2 separate regions of the Homo sapiens genome follow, and region 2 is linked to region 1. Evidence: read pairs that join two places in POLR2A ChIA-PET (ENCODE). Cell type or tissue: HepG2. All regions are shown on one strand.

Region 1 (4,000 bases):
TGTTTGCTTGTGGTGCTTTCATAGCCTCTGGGTCTAGCAGTCACCTCCAGCTTGTTACTGCCGAAGTCCCTCTGTCCTATTACATAGCCTCTTGGACAGCATCCAAGATGACTCTGCTCTGCACTTCCTCTGCACGACCCACATCTGGTCCACAAGAAAGACTTACAGGACGCATGGATGGGCGAACCCAATTGCAGCCCCTCCATCCTGCTGCACAGGCTGCCTCCACTTTCTCAGACATGAGAACTCTGTATTCGCCATCTTCAGGGAACCCATTCCAAGCTCTCCAAGTAGCCCCATGGGGACAGCCTCACTGCACTGGAGGGGAAGCCCAGGGAAGCCCTGATGAAATCTCTACTGGAAGGGTCTCTGGAGACTCACAGCACAGCAACTTTTCTCTCCAAGAAATCCCTTCATACATCCTTCGCCCTACCCAGGCCCCTTTTATAGCCTTCATCTGGCTGAAGAGTCCAAGCATCATGAAGCCAGTTTACAGATGTTTCCCTATTAGGCAACTTATTAGAATATCTTACAGCTCAGAGCATAGTCAAAACTTCCATTTTAACATTCATTACATGCTTATCTCAGATTTTAATTATCCACCCATTTAAAGATATGCCCCATGGGGCATAGACATCATCTGGTTTATTCACTACTACATCCCAGCTATGATAGGCACTCAGTGAATAATTATTGAATTAACAAATTAATGTTTAAGTAAAGTAGCGTCCCCTCCTCAGCCTGCAAGCCATATGGGAGTGGGAACTGAGATTATTTGTACTCAATATTTGCCCCCAGTAGAGTCTAGTAGAATGCTGGCCCATAGTAGGTACTTTAAAAGTGGCTTTGAAAAAAATTAATGAACCTGGGCAAAAGGCCACATTTCTCTAGGTAAGATTAATGGAGGCTCTACTGACCCAGAGCCTCTCTCCCATTCTTCTTCAAATTCTTCACTTGGCTACATTGCTTAAAACTCTGCTAATCAGATATTCTATCAGTTCAAAGCTTTTTTAACAACAAAGATATCACCACTGAGAAAATGGAAGCCAGTCATTTACACTTAAGAAGACAATTTGATACAAGGAATGTACAGGAACACTGTCAGGGGCCTGAAGAGTGCTAGGAGGCACTTAAGAGAAAGGAGATGGCAGGCCCAGAGGTGGGAGCTCTTTTAGAGGCTTGCCAGGGAGACCGTGTGTGCCAGGAGGTGAAAAGGAAGTGGCAGACAAAACCAGTATTTTTTAGAGTTTGCCTTTAGCAAGCTTCCTTCTACACAATTTTTAAGAACCAATTAATTTTTAGAGCTAGAAGGAACCTTTTATATCATCAGATTCCATGGCTTCCAAACATTTTTGAGCCAAAAAACTTCTTCTTTCAATGAAATCTTACCAGAAAGCCAATATGAAAAACAGGTAAGCGGAGATAATCTGGTTCTAGATAGGTGGTTTTAGGTGGGTTCTAGATGTTTGGGCTGGGAAACCAAACATGCACATACACATACATATCTATTAATACATACATACACACATGCATATACATACATATACACACATACATATATGTATATACACACATATATACATGCATGCACATATATACACACATGTACACGCACACACACGATTTTCTCAGAGTAGTCTTCAAACCTCCCCCTCAGAATCACTAAGTGCTCCTGAAACACAGTGTGTCCAGATACAATGAAAGACCCACAGTCATCCTCACCCATCACCATGTCCCAGAGACTGGGCTCCAGAGGTCAAAAGAAAATGAAAGACACTAGACCCTACTGCTCCCTCCCCTTGATCAAGGAGCAAGACCTTGTCCCCTCCACTTCCCAAACTCTTTGTCTATTCTGTAAATGTTTGCAAATCAAAGAAAGAGCCCTTTCACGGGACCACTGAAGACTTCCCCCATGAGTTTAATACTACCAACAAATATTTACTCAGTTCTTCCTACATTCTTGACCCGTGTTTGGCACTCAGAACAAGTGACCATTGTCATTGCTAAGTTAACCAGCACTCTCTGGGTGCTGCCTGTTCAACCTTCTCTGAGCCATCTCAATTGCAGTTAAATATCCCACATCTTTCCATCTTTCCCCTAAATGTGCTTTGAGACACTGTGTGAACTGATCTGCTGAAATGCAGATAAACTACATCTGTCAGCCCCCATCTATGAATCTAGTGAGACTTGCAAAAAAAATGAGGTTTGGCACAATTCGCTTTCGGCAAACCTTTGCTCCCAGGGATGACCACTGTTTCCTGTCTTTGGAACTTATAAGCCATCTGTTTAATAATCTGTCCTAGCTTCCTGCCAAGGACTGACATGCATCTCACCAGTCAGCAGTTCCCACCAAAAGTGCTTAGGGCCTCAGGGCCTCCCATCCCTGCTGCTGGCCAGTGTCCAGCTCACACAAGTGGCCCCCTCATCCCTAATGAGGCCTTACTGGAGAGGATGGGCCACTCGCCTATTGCAAGTGCACAATGTGAATCTGAGAGTTCAGTTTCGTGTAATTATTTCTGTATCAACAACATCAACTCAGGGCTCAAGATCACCTAGGTGAGAGTGTAAGAATAGAGACTTTCCAATTAGCAGAGCTAGGTTTGAAACCTAACCCCACCACTCACTGTGTGGTTTTGACTAATGACCCACTCTGAACTTGTAAAATGAGCCCATGGGAGCTCATGGTTGTGATTACTAAATGCAATATAGTGCATTTAGTATATGCAATATTGTGCATGAAATGCTCAGCACAGTGGCTGGTGCATATCAGCATTGTTATTATTAAAAGAAAATACCCTTATTAATTAACTACTGCAAGTCAGGGGTGGGAATGGGACAAGGAGCAGGCCTGGGTGGAGGGCCTGTGTGTGAGGGGACTATTCATAGGTACCCAGTTCAATTCTTTTTCTAGGCACTAGCGGTATATGGAAAAGATCCTCTTCCCTGTAGAGCTCGAATTTCATGGAGAAGAAATTATGAGAGAATGTCTGTCTCCTTTCAGTCACCTGGCTTGTGGATTTGCTATCCCCAGGTGAAACCAAGGCCCTACTGGACTGGCCCCAGGCTGATTCCTGGAGGAAGCTACTTTTCAGAGGGGCACACAGGTTATCTCATGGACAGGTTCTTCAGGGTGTCTTCTAACCCCCAGAGATCTGAGGACAAAGGATTCCTATCATCTCCTTGAGCAACTGTTAAGGAGGCAGAGAGGAGCCGGGTGGAAGGTCCTCAAATGAACAAGGTCAACCAAGCGGCAAAGGTTCTAACAGTTCATTCTCCTGGCCCTCGTGTGAAAACTGCAGAAAAGTCACCCCATGCCTTTGTAGATTAAAATTAAGCTGGCAAGATTCAGCTGTAGTGGGCTTTAGATGGTCTGGGTCACTTTCTGAAGCCAATTTCTTTTAAAAGCTCTCAAGCTGAAGGCAATAATACTAAATGACAGCTGAGAATTTTAAGTTTTATTTTCAGTTCTGGAAAAAAAGGGGGGGATGGGTATCCCTTTATATTTTTATACTGAGGACAAGTCAGTAGGGAGATTTCATTGTGTTGTCGGTGTAAAAGTAATCAACTCAGTGTGCCATAGCCAGGAATTCAAACTGCTTGGAAAATGCAGGTGTAGTTAGCCCTTTTCACTGGAAAATACACTGGACAGTGACGTGGGTAGGTTAAGAGCAGAGAGCTGCTGGGAAGATCTGCAGAAAGGGCAAGGTTGTCTGCCACATTCCTTCTTCCTAAAGCACTTATGCCATCTAGGTGAAACTGGGCTGTTCTAGGAGGGGTAGTACTTCCTGCTTTAACACTAACCAACTTGAAAATCACACTGGGAACAAAACCATGACAGCCAGGAACACAGCACCAGAAGGTGAAACCCAGCCCAGAGTATGTAGCCGCTGTAACTTACAGCATTAATAAAAGGCTTACAGAAAACCAAAGGCCTATTAAATATCCCTGCCCCACCTAGACTCACCACTTAATTGGGGTGGGAAGCCTCAAGGCAGAAGGA
Region 2 (4,000 bases), 130 kb before region 1:
TTTTATGGCAGGCTCTGACCATTCAGTAACAACTAAAGCAGGTAGAGGCTCTGTCCTGGTAGAGCTTACAATCCAGTGGGAGAGACACATTAAAAACAAGTAAATAAATAATCATGTGGAATTAAAATTGTGATAACAGGAATAAAAGAAATAACATGGCCATGAGATTAAGAGTAAAAGGGTTGACAAAGAACCCAGGTTCCTTTGAAGAGATGAACTGAAGGACGTAATGGAGCCATCCATTGGAAGGGCATGGATAGAATGTTCTTGGCAGAGCACGGCCCAGTACAGTGCATAGGAGAATGAAAGACCAATGCTTAAAGTGAAGAAAGGCAGAAGATGACATGAAGAAGCAGGCAGAAGCTAAATCCAAGGACAATAGGAAACTATAGCTAGGTACAGAGTCTGACAATAGAGCAATCAGGCTTGAAATCAAGACTCAGGAAATCTAGACATCATGGCACTCAGAATCAATAGCATTTCGGCCTTTGAAGAAGAAAACTCACTATGACTTGAACACGTTCTCTCTATTAGCGCCTCTGCCAGGCACTTAACCACCACTCTCTGAAGAAGGATTTATTATCCCCATTTTATAGATGAGGAAACTGAGGTGCAAGAAGGTTGGAGAAACTGCCCTCAGGTCTGCCCTCTTATAATGGTGGAGTGGGGAATTTGAACTCAGCTCTGGTTCCAAAGATTCTGCTCTTTTCATGACATTTGGCCATAAATGTCTGAGGAAATGGAAAATCACCACTGGATTACCAGAAGCCAGTTGCCCAGGGCTTGGATTCATCAAATCCCCAGATGCTCTGCTTCCTCAATCTGATGCTCATGTTTTGATCTTTCCACTGTTCTTCAATCCTCTCTCCTTCAAGAGGAAGTACTTATGTGTCAGATTTTTTCAAAATGTTCCCACTTGTTTTCCATTTTAGTTTCTTAACTGAGAGGGATAGGAAAAGGGCAGAAGGAAATTAACAGCTGTAGAGAACTTACTTTGGAACCAGACATTATCCCTTTTTCCCATATAATATTATTTCATTTAAAAATCATAACAATGCTGCAAAATAAATATTCCTATTCCAATGTTACAGATGAAGAAACTGAAGCTCAGATAACCTGCCCAAGACCACACAGCCCTAAGGGGGAAAGCAGGGTTAGAACCCACTTTTTCCTTGACTCTAGAGCCCATGATTTTTCCTACCTCTATTTTCTTAGGAAGCTAAAAATAATCAAAACCACCATTCAGTGAGTTCGTACTATGTGCCAGGTACTGTGCAAATCATTTCACATAATCATCTCCTTGAATCCTCACAGGTGCCATTTGATGTAGAAATCATTACCCCTTTTATAGAAGTAGATACTAAAAGTTCAGAGAGATTCACCAACTTGTCCAAGGCCACACAGCACAGTGAGTAGTGATCCCGAATAGACTCAAGTCTTTCTAATGCCCACGATGTGAATGCCCACTGTGTTCTACTAAACAATGCAGGCAGGCCAGGAAGTAGCTCCATTTCAGAGAGGAAGACACTGAGGACTGAAAACGTGAACTGGCTTGACAGAGGCAAGACCAGAATCCATGTGGCCTGATCTGAATACACCGTGGATGGGCAGGGGAGCACTTTGCCTCTTACTACCAGGTAGAGACCACCTCCAGAAATCATTACTGCCCAACGGATGAAGTACCATCGTCCTGAGAAGCTGGAGAATTGACACAGGCTGCAAGGAACATCTCCCCTTCCACACTTGCACAGGACTCTACCTCTGAGCACCACGACAGTTTTCCCACTCGCTTCTGCAGAATATGGTGATAAAATTACAAGAAGAAGTCTGGATGGCTGGAAGATTGTAGCCCTTGAAGCCAGTAACACTGTAAAGGAAGAAACTATTCCTGTGCCTTCTCATATTGTGGCTTCTTCAGGGAATTTCCACCGACCACAACTGGTGAATTTAGCACCAGCCCTCGAGCAAAAGTATGAAGCAAAGGTCCAGCAAGGCTCCTGGGTCTTTGCTTGCCTTTTCAAAAGTGTTTCAGGCAGTGAAACAGGAACCCGCATAAAAGCTGGGTTCAGATAACACCGAGATGGGTCAGCAGCTTTGAATCCCAACACTCGGCCTGGTTACCGTGATGCCAGCTCCTCCTCCCAGCTATCCCCACTTGGTGTGCAACTGAGGGTGGTGCCTGAAACCAAGGACACTGTCTGAAAAGGAGAGCCCACAGCTGCTGGCACCAAGCCATCTCCATCTAGGAGAATTTCCCTCGAATAAATATTTAAGCCGACATCAGGCTTCCTGTTAAGGAGAGTGAGTCAGCACATAGAGCTTTCTGCATGTTTGATCAACAATAAACAACAAGCATTGAGCAAACACAACTATGTTTGCAAGGATTTCTCGCAAGCTGTGGCATGACCATCCTTGTTATCAGGGAAACTGTGAGATCAACGGAACCGAGGAATCAATCTATTCCATGGTATATATAAATTTATTTTATTTATGAAAACCAGATCCTGTGCTGATTTGTCCCTTCCACTCATGGGAAGCAATGTAATCCCCTAATCTGGCCCAGGCCCTAACAAAGCTGTGATAAAAGGTGAAATCTGTCTTCCAGGCTTGCCTCCCAGCTACTCTTCCAAGACCCCAACAGGAACTGCAAAGGGTTTTCCTGTGATCAGAATTCATGTCACATTCCCAAAGTCCTGGAAAGTGTCTGCCTTATTGAACTAATCCCTTTTCCAGGGCTAGCAGATGGGGAGGCACATTTCAGCAGCAGCAGCTCTTCTCATAAATCAGGCTTGTTGGTCACTGGAGGCAACCTCCTTCCCTTCCTTCGCCCCATCTGAATCCTGTCCAAAGGCACCCTTCAGTCTTCCCATCTCTACAAAGCCTGCCCTGCTCTCTCCTCTTCCATGAGCTCTCCCTGCCTTGGACTCCAGTGGCACCAATTTTTTGAAGCTCTTGCTTGGCATGTGGATCTGTTCCATGCCTCTGCCATTCCTCCTGGTCACATGCTAAGTTGTGCAATCCCAAAGACTGCCCTATGTGTCATATTTCCCATGATATGCAGCCCTGTGCTTTGCATATTTATTAATTATAAAGCAACCCAGAGTACCATAGAGCTTTTGTGACCCAGGGAAGACCTACACTGCACAACAAGAGGGCAGTCTGTGGCTCCGTTTCTTGTAAAATCCCCTCAGCCTCTCCCCTCCCCTCTCTTCCAAGATTGCATCTGTAAAACATGGCATTCTGGGCACCATTCACATTAGCAGGCTTGGATACGAAACATAAATAGAATCAATTGTAATTTCTGTAGTGGGCAGAGAATCTTTTTTCAAAAAAATCTTTTGCCTCAGCAGTCATTAATTAGACTCAGATTTTGCAGACACTCAGACCAGGCATTTCTCCTACACTATTATTTCTATTCAGCTTATTAAAAAGTCCAAATTGAACAAGAATTCCCAGAGCTTGAACAGGCTACAAAGATTGCAGAGGGGCATGTTCAGTTAATCCTCAGATCATTCCTATTCTTCCTGCAGCCCCTCCTCCTATATTGAGGAATCTGCTGAGACCCACTATAAAAGCAACAGCAGAATTTTAGAACGAAATCAGCTCCCAAGAAAGGCCACTCACTTTTCCAGTCTGCTCATCTTACTAAATAAACCACATTTTGAAGTTCCCAGCTCTCTGAGCTTTTCTCCTGCAGACATGAGAAGAAAGTGGTTTAGTGGGGAAACAAATGAATTTCCTACTTTTAGAACCTTGTTTATCCTACACTCCTTTGGATCGGATTCTCATTGAGTGTGAAACTAACAGAGTAGCATCTATTTAAGTGAGTGGGGTGCCCTCCCTCAGACAAAAACTTTGGCATGTTTTAAGAATAAGCTTTATTGTTTAAGATACACAAACTGCTTCAAAATGTGTTTTGTTGCATGTAAGCGTGGTATAATGTATTTGGTATAGTGTATTAGTGTACATAAAATCATATATGAATCCCAGAAATACGTGT

Evidence for each region. ChIA-PET counts read pairs that join two places held together with the same protein. Peaks named below come from ENCODE experiments on the same cell type or tissue, not always from the same donor. Only the 100,000 strongest peaks of a DNase experiment are listed, where the experiment ranks them.
Region 2: POLR2A ChIA-PET joins it to region 1 with 6 read pairs; 1 of 35 experiments calls an interaction of 5 or more read pairs at or near these places.

The regions. Positions count from the first base shown.
Region 1 is chr2:69,214,886-69,218,885 of GRCh38, forward strand. All of the region lies in intron 17 of ANTXR1 (ANTXR cell adhesion molecule 1), which reads left to right. LOC124906019 (a long non-coding RNA gene) reads left to right here. Exons shown (of 2, transcript XR_007086799.1): 1 at 1-4,000. Among named protein-coding and RNA genes, the nearest start is that of MIR3126, 110 kb to the left of the region's middle. RefSeq lists a silencer at 2,212-2,506. In HepG2, no CTCF peak of the experiment used is centred here; DNase peaks (open chromatin) are centred at 86, 1,886 and 2,316; H3K4me3 peaks cover 234 bases.
Region 2 is chr2:69,080,562-69,084,561 of GRCh38, forward strand. All of the region lies in intron 8 of ANTXR1 (ANTXR cell adhesion molecule 1), which reads left to right. Among named protein-coding and RNA genes, the nearest start is that of MIR3126, 21 kb to the right of the region's middle. In HepG2, no CTCF peak of the experiment used is centred here; a DNase peak (open chromatin) is centred at 2,300; H3K4me3 peaks cover 263 bases.